Regions from separate parts of the Homo sapiens genome. Here region 2 is linked to region 1. A link is an interaction called in ENCODE POLR2A ChIA-PET data of the cell type or tissue named here. Cell type or tissue: HepG2. All regions are shown on one strand. Each heading gives the region's core, and the rest is flanking DNA. Links, peaks and the distances in the headings are about the cores only.

Evidence for each region. ChIA-PET counts read pairs that join two places held together with the same protein. Peaks named below come from ENCODE experiments on the same cell type or tissue, not always from the same donor. Only the 100,000 strongest peaks of a DNase experiment are listed, where the experiment ranks them.
Region 2: POLR2A ChIA-PET joins it to region 1 with 28 read pairs; 18 of 35 experiments call an interaction of 5 or more read pairs at or near these places.

The regions. Positions count from the first base shown.
Region 1 is chr3:9,943,238-9,951,556 of GRCh38, forward strand. CRELD1 (CRELD disulfide isomerase 1) reads left to right here. Exons shown (of 11, transcript NM_001077415.3): 10 at 144-278; 11 at 1,128-2,169. The coding sequence ends at 1,342. PRRT3 (proline rich transmembrane protein 3) reads right to left here. Exons shown (of 4, transcript NM_207351.5): 2 at 5,864-6,935; 3 at 5,521-5,676; 4 at 2,305-4,764. The coding sequence starts at 6,878. The coding sequence ends at 2,990. PRRT3-AS1 (PRRT3 antisense RNA 1) reads left to right here and starts at 4,167. Exons shown (of 4, transcript NR_046734.1): 1 at 4,167-4,367; 2 at 4,830-4,943; 3 at 5,118-5,232. RefSeq lists enhancers at 2,435-3,097, 3,760-4,421. In HepG2, for the core only: CTCF peaks have their summits at 3,401 and 4,068 (motif pointing right); DNase peaks (open chromatin) are centred at 3,354 and 4,124; H3K4me3 peaks cover 2,370 bases.
Region 2 is chr3:9,861,473-9,869,791 of GRCh38, forward strand. CIDEC (cell death inducing DFFA like effector c) reads right to left here. Exons shown (of 7, transcript NM_001321142.2): 7 at 5,242-5,824. The coding sequence ends at 5,662. Among named protein-coding and RNA genes, the nearest start is that of CIDEC, 15 kb to the right of the region's middle. RefSeq lists silencers at 1,213-1,507, 2,613-2,907. In HepG2, for the core only: a CTCF peak has its summit at 1,305 (motif pointing right); DNase peaks (open chromatin) are centred at 1,339, 2,799 and 3,349; H3K4me3 peaks cover 2,448 bases.

The sequences.
Region 1 (8,319 bases), core at 124-8,123:
GCTGGAATATGGGCAGGTGGGGGAAGGAAGGGTGGAATGTTGCCTGGGCAAGGGCAGAGGGGAGTGTTGAGAGATGGACAAGATGGAGTCAGGGTGCTGGGTGGGGGGCCCTAGCAGGACTCTGACCCCTCCCTCCCCTCAAGATGTGGATGAGTGTGAGACAGAGGTGTGTCCGGGAGAGAACAAGCAGTGTGAAAACACCGAGGGCGGTTATCGCTGCATCTGTGCCGAGGGCTACAAGCAGATGGAAGGCATCTGTGTGAAGGAGCAGATCCCAGGTGAGCCCTGGGGCGGGAGAGGGGAGGTCCTCATTCAAAGAGAAGGCAGGCAAGCCCCTTCCCCAGGTAGCAGTGGCAGCTCCAGGCCCTGCCCCATCCCTACTGCCACCCAGCCCCCTGGAGGCTGCACTGAGACCGGGCTCTACATCTGATCTCCAGGTTGGCTCTCAGCAGCCTTATACCTTCCAGGGTACAAAGGGAATCAGACCTGGCATCAAATCAGTCTGCCTCCTTAACCTGTTTCCTCATCTATCCAATGGGACCAGTGTTTGCCCTGGCCTGCTGAGAGCTGTCCTAGGCCGGGGGTGTGGTGAGATGCAGGGTAATCACAACGATGATGGCAGGGACCATTTCCCCAGCAATTACTGTGTCAGATGCTGTTCTAGGTGCATTCCCCATCTTAACTGATTTAACCCCTGAAACAACCCGACGCTGGAAGTTGGGTTCTCATCCCCACTCTACATATGTAAAAATGAAGATGCAGAGAGATGAAGCTACTTTCCCAGGGCTATATGGCAAGCAAGTCGCAAAGCTGGGATCCCAATCCAGACAGTCTGACCGTGGAACGAGACTCATACACGTAATAAATGCTCTGCCCCCAACTTGTCCACCACATGGCCTTGGCAAGTCCAACCCCTTTACCTCTCTGAGCCTCACTTTCCCATTTAGTGAGACAGGGATGGTAACTGCCCCTTGCAGGGTGGTTTTGAGCAGTAAATGTAGTGTGCCTGGCTTGCTGGGCAGGCCTGGTGGCCATGATGATCAGGTGTGTGGGAGTTCTGGGGAGACTCCAAGAACTACCAGGAACAGGGATACGAGTGCCAGGCTGCATCTCTTGCTCCTCTGCAGAGTCAGCAGGCTTCTTCTCAGAGATGACAGAAGACGAGTTGGTGGTGCTGCAGCAGATGTTCTTTGGCATCATCATCTGTGCACTGGCCACGCTGGCTGCTAAGGGCGACTTGGTGTTCACCGCCATCTTCATTGGGGCTGTGGCGGCCATGACTGGCTACTGGTTGTCAGAGCGCAGTGACCGTGTGCTGGAGGGCTTCATCAAGGGCAGATAATCGCGGCCACCACCTGTAGGACCTCCTCCCACCCACGCTGCCCCCAGAGCTTGGGCTGCCCTCCTGCTGGACACTCAGGACAGCTTGGTTTATTTTTGAGAGTGGGGTAAGCACCCCTACCTGCCTTACAGAGCAGCCCAGGTACCCAGGCCCGGGCAGACAAGGCCCCTGGGGTAAAAAGTAGCCCTGAAGGTGGATACCATGAGCTCTTCACCTGGCGGGGACTGGCAGGCTTCACAATGTGTGAATTTCAAAAGTTTTTCCTTAATGGTGGCTGCTAGAGCTTTGGCCCCTGCTTAGGATTAGGTGGTCCTCACAGGGGTGGGGCCATCACAGCTCCCTCCTGCCAGCTGCATGCTGCCAGTTCCTGTTCTGTGTTCACCACATCCCCACACCCCATTGCCACTTATTTATTCATCTCAGGAAATAAAGAAAGGTCTTGGAAAGTTAAAAGGCATCAGTCTTACTACCTGTCCCACCACCCCCACCTTAGGGAAATGTCCTAGAATCCTGGGAAATTGAGGGCTTCTTTGATGGTGAGTGGAGAAAAGATAGAGGAGAAGGTTGCCCCTGAAGTGCTGTTAGGAGAAGGAGGATAGAGGAATCAGCCTTAGGAGGGTTCCATGCCAGCTGTCATTTGGCAAAGGACCCTGGACAGATGACTTTTGCCTCTGAACTTCACTCTTCTCTTTCCTCAAATGGGCTTCATAATGCTTTCCACTCAGGCTTAACATGAGAATTAAATGAGGTGACAAATGTGAAGACCTGGACAGTACACAACAGATATTCAATAAAAGTGTGGTCGCCATTATGACCAGAGCCTCCAAGCCTCAAGCAACCTTTCCTCGGAGTCCTGCTCTCCGTCCAATACACAGGACTTAGAATGACTGGGAGGCAGGGCCTCCAGTCTCTCCTTCCTCCTATGAGTACAGGATCCTGGCATGGCCAGAGGGAAGCATGAGCCAAGTCCTAAGGGTTTATTTCTTTGGCACAAAGAGGACAATCTAGACAAGCGAGGCTCATCACTCCACGTTGGGGAGTCTGGGGCACCTGCTCCCTGTTCTTCATGCCCGAATCCATGCACACCCACCCTGTATTCCGCATAAGACACGGCCTCTGTGCAAAATGCCGGCTGAAAAAAAAATAGAAATATTAAAAGCAAAAAACGGCATGGGGGTGGGGTGAGTTCAAACCTGGCTGTCCCCCGGGGGTTGCCGTCAGGTAGAGAGGCCTGGGGATGCCTTTTTTTTTTTTTTTTTTTTTTTTTTTTTTGAGACGGAGTCTCACTCTTGTCACCCAGGCTGGAGTGCAATGGCGTGGTCTCGGCTCACTGCAACCTCTGCCTCCCTGTTCAAGCAATTCTCCCGCCTCAGCCTCCCGAGTAGCTGGGACTACAGGCGTGTGCCACCTGGCTAATTTTTTTGTATTTTTAGTAGAGACGAGGGTTTCGCTATGTTCGAGACCAGGAGGCTGATCTCGAACTCCTGACCTCGTGTTCCACCCACCTCGGCCTCCCAAAGTGCTGGGATTCCTGGCGTGAGCCACCGCGCCTGGCCAGGATGCCCATTTTTTAAAGGCTCAACTGTCCCAGTAGGCCATGCCATGTGGGCATCGGGCAGGGTCCTGGCCCTGCGTCAGGACCGCTCTTCAAAGCTCGATGGTATCACTGGAGGCGCTGCGGGATTCCCCAGGCTTGCCGCGCGGCTGGACCTCTCCCTGGCCGTCCCCCTGCCGAGCGGCGGTAGAATCAGGGGCTGGGGTCGGGGCAGGCAGTAGCTGTACCGTGCTGGGCAACTCATCTAGGGGCAGACTGTCCACTGATGACAGCCCGTGGCGCCAGGGGTTCCAACTGATCTTGAGTGAACCCCTGGAGAAGCTGTCGAGGGAGCTGCCAGAAGCCGCAGCGGCTGCCCCGTCGGGTGCTTCCACTACGTGCTGTGGGACCGGCCCGCGCACGCGCACGTCGCTGAGCGACCTGCAGCGGCCGCGGAGGAGCGAGGAGCCAGCGTCGTCGAGCTCGGCTTTGGGATGGCTGCCCCGGCGCGGCCGCAGAGCGCCTCCAGGCGGCGGGGAGGCCAGGCCGCGGAGGCCGCAGCGCTGGAACACACTGTCTCGCACTAGGTGCTCGCGGAAGAGCGCGGCGTCGATGCTGCGGCTCAGGTTGATGGGCGATGGCGGCCGCAGATCCAGCTCGCTCAGCGATGGCGCCGGTCCCACACCGTTGCGGGACAGTCCCGGGCCACCCTGGGGTCCGCGACCCAACGACGCAGCCGAGCCCCAGGCGCCTGAACTGGGCGTGGCCAGCTGCCCACTCTCCGCCGGGTTGCGGATGAGGCTCTTGCTGATGTCCAAGCTGCCTGCACCAACGTTGCTGGGCCCTGCATAGCAGTTATTGGGTCGCTCCGGCACCTCGCTCTTTCCTGACGGCGCCGGGCACGCCAGACGCATCAGCTTAGCCCAGCAAGCGTGCTCCGTGGGCGGCCTGGGTCTCGCGGCAGCCACCGCGGCCAACGCCAGGGCGAGCGCCCATGTCAGCTCCAGGAGGCGCAGCCAGAAGTGGACACCCCACCAGGCCCACGAGAAGCGGCCCACGCGGCCTGGGCCCGGGTACAGCCAGAGCGCAGCCGCCAGCTGCAAGCCGCTAGCCAGCAGCCCCAGCGCGCCCGCCACAGCCAACAGCCGAGGGCCCGGGCTGGCATCCCAGCCCCGTGGGCCGTCCAGCAGGCGGCGACGGCACAGGCAGAGCGTGCCCAGAGCCACGGCCGCGCCCCAGGCGCACGACAAGCCCTGCGTCAGGAGGTTGAGCACAGACCATGTGGACAGCAGGTCTGTCGCGAGCAACCCTACACCATGCACCAGCGCCACTGCTCCCAGCAGGAGTGGGTTTTGCAGCGGTGGCGGCAGCCCCGCGCCCAGGCCGAGCAGAGTCAGGGCTGCCAGCGCCGTAAGCAGCAAGGGGAAGGGCAGGTTGTAGAGCACCAGGCCCCCGCGAACGCCCAGCCGCGCCTGCGAGCCGTAAGGGTCGGTAAGCATGTAGGCGGATCGCAGCGCCGAAGCCACGAGCACCAGCACCGCGGCCACCAATGCCAGCCGGGGCCCTGCTGGGGCGGCTGCCAGCGCAGCCAGCGCCAACAACGCGGGCAGCAGAAAGAGTACCCCCACCCCGTAGACGTGCAGCTCCCAGGAGAAGCTCAGGACCCGCCGAAGGGGGCCCCAGCGTAGCGGGGGTGCAGTGGCGTTGGCTGGGGGGCTGGAGGCTGGGGCTGAAGCCATGGAGCTGGCGGTGGGCTCCGGAGGGGGAGGCTGGCCCAGGGCTCGCTGCGTGGTGACTCGAATGAGGCCCCGGCGTGACGTCGAGGGGGCCTGGACTGGGGGTGCTGGGGGATGGCTTTGGGGGCGCCCCGGCCACTCCTCGGCTTCATCTGCAATTATAACAATATTAAAATAGCCATTTGAAAAGTGCTTTTGATTTTGTATCACCCTCTAGTGTGGTTGGCAAGTCATTTAACTTTTCCAAACAAATCTGCAAAATGGAGATAACAGCACCTGCCTCATTGCGTTGTGAAGAAGATGAAATGTTTAGCCCGGTGCCCAACACCCAGTAAGTGCTAAATGGATGTCAGCTATCATTTTCATTAATGCTACTATCAGGGAGGTAGTACCCCAGCAGTTCGACACATGGGCTGCATATTAGAATCTTCTGGAGACCAAGGAATAAGAATTTCTTGGGACGTGGCTTGGGCATTGGAATTTTTTTCTTTTTTTCTTTTGACAGGTTCTCACTCTGTCATCCAGGCTGGTGTGCAGTGGTGCAATGTGGGCTTACTGCAGCCTTGACCTCCAGGACAAGTGATCTCCCACCTCAGCCTCCGGAATAGCTGGGACTACAGGTATGCACCACCACGCCCAACTAATTTTTATATATTTTTTTTGTTCTAAACATATCCATGTTACATATTAGAACATTCTAGCCCCAAAAGGGCAAATGACTTCTCCCAGATTTCCCAGTGAGTATGAATTTATTATCCTAGGTTGTTTGAAGGAGGCCCTGGGCAACTCCTTTAAGGAGGTGATTGTCTCCATTCATTCCCCACCCTCCGCCCCCATACATCCCCAACAGAGGTTCTCAGTTACTAGACAGAGCACTCCCTCTCCCCACACCCCAGCCATGCTCTCACCTGGCTGCAGGGCCCCCATGGGGCTCTCTGTTCGGTTTACAGCTGGGCCAGGGTCTGAGGGACCAGGGATGAGAGACTTGGGGGTGCCTGGGGCCTCCACAGCTCCTCTCACCCGCTGGGGGGAGATGGGGTCTGCTCCATTCATTGCTGCTCTCTCTGAAATGACAAAGCAGTCATCACCTTACCTGACCCTCCTATGGTCCTCCTAATCCCTCAGGATTGAGTCACAATCAACCTCATTTGCCACAAAGAGGAAAATGAGACCTAGAGGGACCCAGGGTCAAACAGAATTGAGGCATCCAGCTGCCCCAGAACATCGCTCAGCACACTCATTGATACCCACCTGGCTTAGACGGCCGATCAGGAGCCTCTGAGGCGGGTGGATCCGTGGGCTGGGGTCCTGGTGAATCCTTAGCGTCAGGAAGGTCAGCCTGCTTGGGCGGGGGACCTGGGGAGCTGACTTCCCAGGACACCTCAGCGCCAGCCCTCTTGGGGGTCTCAACCGGCAGCTCCTCAGCAGGAGGAAGGCTTCTGGCCAATGCCAAGTCTGGCTGGGCCCCTGGCTCCTGAGAGTACACCACCTCAACTGGGGGTACTGAGCCAACATCAGGGGCTGCTGGATCCTGCTGGGTGAAGTGGGGACCTTGAGCTGCCTCCTGCAAGTGTTCCTCAAACCCACCCTGTCCTTCCAGCACTGGCCTCTTGACAGTACCTGAGTGGGAAACAAGGGTGTGGGGTGGGCCCTGGTGGTCTGAGGGAGAAGTGGGTGGGACCCTGCTCTTAGTTTTGGCCTTCAGACCCTCATCTCTAGGTGGCCACTGTCCCTCTTGGCCTTCATGCTGCAGGGAGGGAGGAACTGTGGCTACCCTGAGTTGACGTCTGGGAGTTGTGGGGATGAAAGTGAGATGAGGGTGGCCCACTGGGTGGGGAGCCACTGCTTCTTGCTGCAGAAGCTCTTGTGAGTCCAGAGGTCCTGTCCAGCCGTGGGAGCTTGGTCCTTGAGCCATCTGGAGGTCATCAGTTACTGGGAGTCGTTCTCTCTGAGCTCCTTGTGCTGCTTTGGGCCCGTACAGGGCTGGGCCAAGGGGAGAGGCTACAGGCTTCTCAGGCATCTCTTCAGCAGGGGCGTGGCGGACATCAGAGTTCCTGTGACTGTCAGCTCTGGGGTTCTCCGGGAACACGTCAAAGGCCTGGGGCTCTGAGCCCACAGAGCCCTTGGGGTGGGCTCCAGGGATCATAGGGATTTCGGAGTTTTCAAGTGGCCTGGGAAAGCCCCTCCCCAGGGCAGGGCCAGTCCCCAGGAGTGGCAGCAGCAACAGCAGAAGGCCACATACACAGCCCCATGGGCTGGAGGCCATGGTCTACTCCGATGCCTGGGCCTAAAGCCCCCACCTTCCAGTCCTCACTGGATGAGCCTAAAAAAAAAACAGGGCATGGAATGACATGTGAGGGCTGGGGGCCCCCATGCCTTCCTCAAGGGGCTGACAGGAAAGAAAAGCAACGCAAGGCAGCAGCTTCTCTGCTTTTAAAATTGCTGGACGTGGCACTTGCCCTGCTTTAAAACCTTCAGTGGCTCCCCATTTCCCTCAAGAAAGAACATAAGCTCCTCTCCTGGCCTTCCAAGACCCTGGCCACCACAAGCTGTTCATCTGTCCTCCAACACCCACTGGACTGTGTGGCTCCCATGCCTTTTGCTTCTGCTGTTCTGTCAGCAGGGAATGCTCTCTCCCTTCCCCTTCACTTACTGAAATCCTGTTCTTTTTGAGACGGAGTCTTGCTCTGTCGCTCAGGCTGGAGTGCAGTGGCGTGATCTCGGCTCACTGCAACCTCCACCTCCCAGGTTCAAGTGATTCTCCTGCCTCAGCCTCCCGAGTAGCTGGGGTTACAGACATGTGCCACCACACCTGGCTAATTTTTATATTTTTAATAGAGATGGGGTTTTGCCATGTTGGCAAGGCTAGTCTTGAACTCCTGACCTCAGGTAATCTGCCCATCTTGGCCTCCTAAAGTGCTGGGATTACAGGCATGAGCCACTGCACCCTGCCTGAAATGTTATTCCTAAAGGCCCACTTCAAAAATGAGAGACGTGGAGAGGGAGAGGAATATGCACCGGCCTTTGGCGAGGGGCCTGAGTTTGAATCCCAGTGTCTTCATTTCCTGGGGGAGTCATTTCACCTCTCTGCATCATAGTTTTCCCATCAGTAAAATGGGGATAATAAGCATGCCTAACTCAAGGCATGAGACAAATAACCAAACAGGTATGGGCGAGGTTCATACCTGATGCTTGACAAGCGTTACACATTCCTCTTCCCGCCTTCCTTCCCTCATCTTCCTGGGCACTTGTCACTCTGGTCTGATTCTATAATAATCTCCTGCCTCTTATTTCAAACCTGCAGCCTCCAGTATATACCTGGCCCCACGTGGATATCCCCTAAAAGTTCCTGTTCTCGAGAGCCTGTCAGTGGGCCAGGGAGGCAGGAAGGGGCCCCACCACCAGGAGAGGTTTCATGGAGGGTGCGAGAGCTGAAGCCTGGGTGTGTTTGGCGGCAGAGGCCCTGCTCTTTTCCTCTCTGGGGAGCAGCTGTCCCCAAAGCTTCCTGGCTGTTAACCCATGGTGGCTCACAGACACCTTAAGAAGCCACTGAAAACCCCTGGTGCTCTCCCGGGGAAAAGACCCAGGCTCACCGAAAGTTGTGAACAATTTCAAGGGGTTCAAAGACCTTTGAGTCCCATCCTCCAAACTCGAGTTTAGACTCTGTCTTAAAGCCTTGTTAGTTCATTTCTCAAACATTCACGGAG
Region 2 (8,319 bases), core at 275-8,274, 82 kb before region 1:
AAAAGTGTCACAGGGTGGAGGGGCAAGGGTCCTGAGAGCTGGTCTTGCCATCTCTTGTCCCCAGTTTTCTTGAAGAAGTTGAGCTCCAGAGAAGAGGCAGGGCCAGTGGGGCATTTGGATTACGCTCCAAGTCTGATTCCTAGTCCAGCAATCCTGCCCCCAGAGGCTCCCTTTATCTGTCCCCTTGGCCAAGGAAGGGGCAGTCACCCCCTGCCCCCTGCCTGGCCACAGACAAAAACCATCAGAAGGCTGTCTGTGGGGCCCCAGAACCATGTGGTAATCGCCTAAGGAGTTGGAGCCCTTTAGCCTCAAGAAGAGGGTGGGGGACACAGCACCCTTCTGAAACCTAAACCACATTCTGGCCTGAGCCGTTTTACACTGTCTGTGCAAAGGTTGTGAGGGCCTCTAAGTGGGTCCTCTTGTTTCCCTGTCTTCTGAGGCCCAGGGCTTTCTCAGGGCCTCCGTGGGTCCCCCCCCTGCACCCATCACATAGAGCCTGGGTCCTGTCTGCCAGGCTCACACTCCCCACACCCATCTTGCTGTCCTATTTCCATCCCTACGACAGCCCCCTGGGCACTGCCAGTCCCTCTCTTAGAAGACTTTCACAGGCCCTGCCCTTCCGTTTTGTCAATCTAGTTAATGGCACCTTCTCCTAGAGAAGCCCTCCCTGAGCATCTCATCTGCAGTAGGGTCACCCCCATCTTCCACCCTCACTTTTCCTGGTGTTTCCTTCCTAGCCCGTCCCTATTGGGAGTTTTCTGCACTTACAGACCAGTCTCTCTCGCCCACCCGGGGGCCAGCGTGTCTGTCTTCTCTGTCCCAGCACACTGAATGATTATTTGTTGGTATAAATGAAACAGGAAGGCCCCTGAGGTGCTGGGACTGGCAGCCCTTCACCCCAGGTGAGGAAGGAGCCTTGAGGAAGGGGAGAGGACCAGAGTTAGTGGCCTTTCCCCACCCTGAGGGTCAGCCCCGGGCAGGGCGGGTCACTGAGTCTTGGGGGACCTGATGCCTGTGCCCTTGATGGTGGCCCGCAGGGGACGCAGCCGCACTGGGTCAGCTGTGGTCCTGGGGCAGTCGCGTCCAGGCAGGCGGCACTTAGGAAGGACAAACTCCAAAACCCAGGGATCCAAAGGATCCATGGGAAGATCGGGTGGCTCAGGGGAGTGACTCCCCGGCTTGGTCGGCGCTTTGAGGCCCCGGGGACCCAGCGGAGAGGGCTCGGGTGAGGCATCTGGAGGCGCTGAATGGGGCCGGGAGCCGCGGGACCCGCAGAGGGCGCCTGTCCGTGTGGGCGCAGCAGCGCCTAGAGGGAGGCGGCCCCGGCAGCCCGCAGGGGTCAGGCTCTGCTGGAGCAGGGGCGTCCCTGTCTCCGCTTCCCAGCGCAGGCTGGGTGGGGCCGATGGCCATTAAAGCCCCGCCCCCCGCGGCTCACCGCCGCCTGGCCCCGTCCCCGAGGCCAGAAAAGAGGAGACCCGAGGCCGTCAGACCGCCTGTCAAGGGCTGTCCTGGAGCCTGGCACCTTCCCCTCGCTCCCCGTCTGACCCCCAGAGGCCGTGCTGTCCAGGCTGACCCCGACTCTGAGCCATCGGGATGCCTGTCCACGCCTCCACTCCTGGGCCACTTCCCCGTGGGGCGAGCAGAAGGGCGGGCCGGGTGGGAATCTGTTGTACCCAGGGAAGGGAATTGCCAACAGGCCCAGAGAGTTTGAAGCCTGGGGTACTGTCACCAACAGGCCAGTAGCCTCGCAGCTGGGCCCTGCCCTAGAGTCTTCCTGCAGCAGGGCGCTTCTCCGGAGGAGCTGTGAATGTTTTCCCGGGTGGGGCTGAAGCCAGAGCCCAGAGGTTTGCCCCTGGGGCACGGATCCTCCAGGTCACTCGCCCCCCTACGGGCTGCAGTGAAGAAGGCTCTGAGGGGAGGATGGCCAGCGCCTCCCCTGCAAGGATAGGGGCCCCTGGGAACCCATTCCTGCTCTGGGGATTGCCTCCCTCCCCTACATCAGAGCCATCCACCGCAGAAGCTTGGCCAAGCTGACCACTCTGTCAGTGATCTCTGCCAGGGAGGCTGAAAGAACATCCAGCCCCACCCGTGGTCCCTTCCCGCCTCAGGCTATGTGACAGTATGACTCTCCACCTATTTCTTCGTTTCCACTGGAAACACTAGTAAAACAATTCCTCAGCCTCGACCCCAGGGAGCGGCCCCCACTAAACCAGCTGACGTGGGACCCCTGGGTCAATGCTGGCCAGGAGATGCGGCTGACATCAAAGACCCTGGGCCCCTGGGCCCCCTACAACCCTGGTCACGGTGGCCATGGGATTCCAGGCAGCACACATCTCAGAATCAGTATTTCCCCCACCCCACAAAAAATACATATATGGGTCGGGCGCGGTGGCTTGCGCCTGTAATCCCAGCACTTTGGGAGGCCGAGGCCGGCGGATCACGAGGTCAGGAGATCGACACCATCCTGGCTAACACGGTGAAACCCCGTCTCTACTAAAAATACAAAAAATTAGCTGGGCGTGGTGGCGGGTGCCTGTAGTCCCAGCTACTTGGGAGGCTGAGGCAGGAGAATGGCATGAACCCGGGAGGCGGAGCTTGCAGTGAGCCGAGATCACACTACTGCACTCCAGCCCAGGCGACAGAGTGAGACTGCGTCTCAAAAAAAAAAAAATTATATGCACAAATATGGGCATCGCTGGTAAGAAGAGTGGCAAAAACACAAGTGGTTCTCTTGTTTTGGGCTCAGACATGTGACTGTGGCATCACAGGCCCCCGGGATTTAGAATTCTTCTGAAAGGCATCCTGTGCACTCCCGAGCACCAGCTTGAACAGATGAAAAGGCTGAGCTGGAGGGGCTGGGACACAGTCCACCTTGACGACAGCTGCTCCTGGCTGTGCGGGGGGCCCCAGGAAAGGCCGTTCCCCCACTAGGACCGCCAGGCCCTACAGAGGCTCAAACTCCTTTGCTGTTTGGAATCTTCCCTCCCCAGCCCCCAAGCCTCATCAGAGGCTGCCTTTTCTGTTCACTGACCACAGCTGCTTTGACTCCATTAGCCTCGAGCTCCTGGAAGAAAAGAAAGAACCTTGTTTTCCCTGGGCTCAATGCCAAGAGACCATGGGCAGTTGCTCAAGATTCACTTGTGAAACTCCGGATCTCAGGAGGAGGGAAGCTTGGGACAAATACCGAGCCTCCCACCCCCACTCCAACTCTGTTACTGAGCACTTTACGGAAGGAGCAGGTAGGCCCCGCCACAGCTTCATCAAGGGTGGACTGGGATAGCTTCTGTGCTAATACAAACATCAGGCCTCCCTGCCAGACAGCCCACCCCATGGAGCCAGCCTGGCACCGGGCCAGCCTCCAGCCATAACTGCAAAAGAGCAGGAGAGCCCGGAATAGCAGGCCCTCTTCAGCGAGCTTCAGCCGCTTTGCCCATAGGCTGCAGGGTTTGGGTCCGCTGCCATAAATAGCTCCCAGACCATCTTTGGTAATATAGGCCTTTGCCTTAGTATTTACTACATCCAAATAGGCTTTATAGTAAGAGTAGTGAAACAATAGGTTTTGTTTTGTTTTTCGTTTTTTGTTTGTTTGTTTCTTTTTTGAGACGGAGTCTCACTCTGTCGTCCAGGCTAGAGTGCAATGGCACAATCTCGGCTCACTGCAACCTGCACCTCCCAGGTTCAAGCAATTCTCCTGCCTCAGCCCCCCGAGTAGCTGAGATTACAGGTGCCCACCACCATGCCCGGCCAATATTTTGTACTTTTAGTAGAGACGGGATTTGGCCATGTTGGCCAGGCTGCTCTCAAATGCCTGACCTTGTGATCCACCCGCCTTGGCCTCCCAAAGCGCTGGGATTACAGGCGTGAGCCACTGCGGCTGGCTGTGATAGAGTTTTTGAATCCTCTTTTTTTTTTTTCCCAGAGACAGGCTCTCACTCTGTTGCCCAGGCTGGAGTGCAGTGGCACAATCATAGCTCACTGCAGCCGCGACCTACTGGGCTCCAGTGAACCTCCTGCCTCAGGCTCCTGAGTAGCTGGGACTACAGCCACCATGCTCTGCTAATTTTTTTTTATTATCTAGTGTAGAGACAGGGTCTGGCTATGTTGCCCAGGCTGCTCTTGAACTCCTGGCCTCAAGCGATACTCCTGCCTCAGCCTCCCAAAGTGCCGGGATATCCGGCATGAGCCACTGCACCTGGCCAAGTTTTTAAATCTTTCAGTCACAGACTAAATAAAACAGTCACCTACAAGTTCTACAAGTTCAGCCTTTTTTTTTTTTTTTTGAGATGGAGTCTCGCTCTGTCACCCAGGCTGTAGTGCAGTGGCACGATCTTGGCTTACCACAACCTCTGCCTCCCAGGTTCAAGCGATTCTACTGCCTCAGCCTCCCAAACAGCTGGGAGTACAGGCGCCTGCCATGCTGGCCAGCTAATTTTTTTGTTTTTAATAGAAACCGGGTTTCACCATGTTGGTCAGGCTGGTCTTGAACTCCTGACCTCAGGTAATCTGCCTGGCTCGGCCTCCCAAAGTGCTGGGATTACGGCGTGAGCCACCATGCCCAGCCTAAGTTCAGCCTTTCATGCTTGTCTTGAGTTGTCCAATACTGGAAAATGCCAGCTCACACTGATGAGAAGCTCCTACTCTTTGGGGCTACCTATGAGCCCACTTTGAAATCCCGAGGTTGAAAGTCCTGAACATGAAAGATAAGCTGTCTGGCAAGTTAGGATGGGCATTGATGGAGAAATGCCTTACAGCTTGAGTAGTACTTTTTCACCTAACCACTTAAACGGTTATTATAAAATGGGACACTGAGAAATTAGAAGAGTGACTTAATCCCACCTGCTCAATTGAAGCTCCTCTGATAGGTGAATTTAATTAGGAAATTGTTACTTATGGTATCAATTACATGGTCAGCTCAAGCCTCAAATTCAGCTGACTTTAGTTTCAAAATCAACTGCAATTTTGTTTTTTAAGGAGCCTGGGGTCTTGCTATTGTGCTCCAGCCTGGCCTTGAACTCCTGGTCTCAAGGGATGCTTCCACCCCAGCTTGCTGAGTATCTGGGACTGCAGGCACGTGTCACTGTGCCCAGCTGTTTTTTTTTTTCTTCTTTGGTAGAAAAAGTGCCATTAGCTGTAATCCTACATTAAAGAGAATACTTTGACAATAGATTCGTCTCTTCCTTTAGCCCCCTCCAACCTTCCAGATAAAACCCCACCCCAAAGAACACAGGCAAAGAAGATACATCAGCCTCAATAATTTATTGCAAACTCCCTAATATCACATGCTAGTGCGCTTGCGAATTCACTCAGGAATGTTCCGGGATGGGGGCCAGAAGGTAGAGAGCACCATGAAAGTACAGCCTGCGAGGCCAGATTGCTAAGGGGCAGACTTCATGCCAATGGAGGGACAGACTTCAGGACCAGTCTGGATGGGCTAAGCTGCCTTGGGCAGGAAGGAGCTGGATCAGGCCAGGAGCTTGAGGTTCTCCTTTGGCCAACCCACCCCAGGTTTCCAGCTCCTCCTCCTCACTCAGGGTCCTGCGCGGTGAGGGAGGTGTGGGGAGGTTCGCGGCTCTACAGCTGCCAGGCTTGTGGGCACTACCAGTTAAGCGTGAGGCCCCCAGTCAGTCCTTCACTGGGGAAAGCTTCCAAGGACTTGGGCTTTCACTGCAGTATCTTCAGACAGGTCGGGATAAGGGATGAGGCCTTGCCCTTGGGGGGCTGCCCTTCCTCCGTAGCATCGAGGAGCTGCTGCAGGTAACAGGAGGTGCCAAGCAGTACGTGGCCTGTGGCCTGCATGCTGAAGAGGGCCCAGCGGAAAGCTTCCCTGGGTGGAATGAGAGGGCACGCAAGTCAAAACCACGAAGTAGGTCGGGCATGGCGTTCACGCCTGTAATCCTAGCACTTTGGGAGGCCATGGAGGGCGGGTAACCTGAGGTCAGGAGTTTGAGACTAGCATGGCCAACATGGCGAATCTCTGTCTCTACTAAAAATACAAAAACTAGGCAGGCATAGTGGTGGGTGACTGTAATCCCAGTTACTCCAGAGCCTGAGGCAGGAGAATCGCTTGAACCCAGGAGGCGGAGGTCACAGTGAGCCGAGGTGGCACCACTGCACTCCAGCCTGGGTGACAGAGCAAGATTCAGTCTCAAAAAACAATCAAACAAAAAACACAAGGCTGGGCTTGGTGGCTCATGCCTGTAATCCTATAACTTTAGGTGGCCGAGGTGGGTGGATCATTTGAGGTCAGGAGTTTGAGACCAGCCTGGCCAACATGGCGAAACCCCGTCTCTACTAAAAAATACAAAAAATTAGCCGGGCGTGGTGGCAGACACCTGTAATCTCAGCTACTCGGGAAGCTGAGGCACGAAAATCACTTGAACCTGGGAGACAGAGGTTGTAGTGAGCTGAGATTGTGCCACTGCACTCCAGCCTGGGTGACAGAGTGAGTCTCTGTCTCAAAAATAAATAAATACATAATAAATAAAAACAAGAGTGTACCCCCTCCCTGCACCCCCTTATTCCCATGCTGGCCTGGAAGGGATTGGTTTCATTATGTTTGTTTTCTTCATTAATAACATTTGAATACCACTGAGGTGGTAGCACTAAAAGCATTTCATCAATTCTAGAGCGATGTGCAAATAGGAACAGATGCTGCAGATGGGATCAAGATTAGTGCGAGGACCTGCAATTCCACCTTAACTGAGATGCCCGGAACCTCCCTACTTTCTCATGCAAAACCCCAGCTCATTTCATAAGGCTTTTATTTTTCTACTACTACTTTGGACCAACCAGATTAATCTCCATAACATGGTTCTGCACCTTGAGACACTCTGTTCTAGACTCTGAGGCCTGTCCAAGCCACCTGCAGTCTAGCTCATGTTCAGAGTGCTGGACATGAAGACATCCATGCCTGGCATGAGCATGTACTGAGAACAGAACCTGAATCAGGCAGGCCTAAGTCCTAATCCAGTCTTATTAGCTGGGTGAACTTCAGCAAACTGCTCTAGCTTTGAGCTTCAGCTTCCTCATGGGTAAAATGGGATTGCACCTGCCACCCAGGGTCATAAGGCTGAAATAGCATAAAGCAATTAACATGGGGTTGGATGTTTGGAAAGTAGGGGAAATGGGGAAGCGGGAGCGGGTTCTAACCTCACATATTCTCATGCTTCTTGAGACATTTGGTTAGACTTTCAAAAATAAGTTTTAAGAAAAGTTCATTATATAGTACAAATGACTCTGGTCCATAAGACTTGCAAATTAATTCTGTCATATGGAGGGAAGATTATTTCATCCCTCCCATTCCCACAGGGGAAAAAGCCCAATTTTGTATGTATACATTTATCTCTCTTTTTCTTCGTTTTAGAGACAAGGTCTCATGCTGTTGCCCAGGCTGGAGTACACAGTAGTATGGTCATATCTCACTGCAGCCTCAAACTCCTGGGCTCAAGCAATCCTCCCACCTAGCTGGGATTATAGGTACATACTACCACTGCCAGCATTTTGTGTGTGTGTGTGTGTGCGCACACACGGGCGTGTGATAAAGACAGGGTCTCACTGTGTTGCCGAGGCTGGTCTCAAACTCATGGGCTCAACAGATCCTCCTGCCTTGACCTCCCAAAGTGCTGGGATCCCAGGTGAGAGCTGCTGCACTCAACCTATCTCATCATTCTTCCTGGACCTGTATATATGTGGGATTTTGAAATCTCCTTTGAGCTGATTGTAACTTCTTGCTAGTTCTCTCATTAATTAATGAATTCAATTAAGTCTTTGACACGTGCTTTTTTTTGTTTTTTTTTCCGAGACAGTCTTGCTCTTTTGCCCAGGCTGGAGTGCAGTGGCAGAATCTTGGCTCACTGCAACCTCTGCCTCCTAGCTTCAAGCGATTCTCCTGCTTCAGCCTCCTGAGTAGTTGGGATTACAGGCATGCACCACGATGTCCAGCTAGTTTTCATATTTTTGTAGAGATTAGGTTTTGCCATGTTGGCCAGGCTGGTCTCAAACTCCTGACCTCAAGTGATCCACCCACCTTGGCCTCTCAAAGTGCTGGGATTACAGGCATGAGCCACCGTGCCTGGCCAACACATGTTCATTTTTATAAAATTGACTAGAAGACTACTTAGGAAAACTTCCTATTTCAATGAAAAAATGTAGTTACTAGAGTGGAAAGTAGTCATAAAAATAAAATGCATCCAGGTTCCACCAGGAGGAACACGTGCACCCCTGGGCACACGCCGGTGTCGTCCACAGCACTTCGAGAGCCCATCAGGCTCCGTGTTGTCTGATACAGGCTATGCTTTGTCAGCACCAAAGCCAGACCCA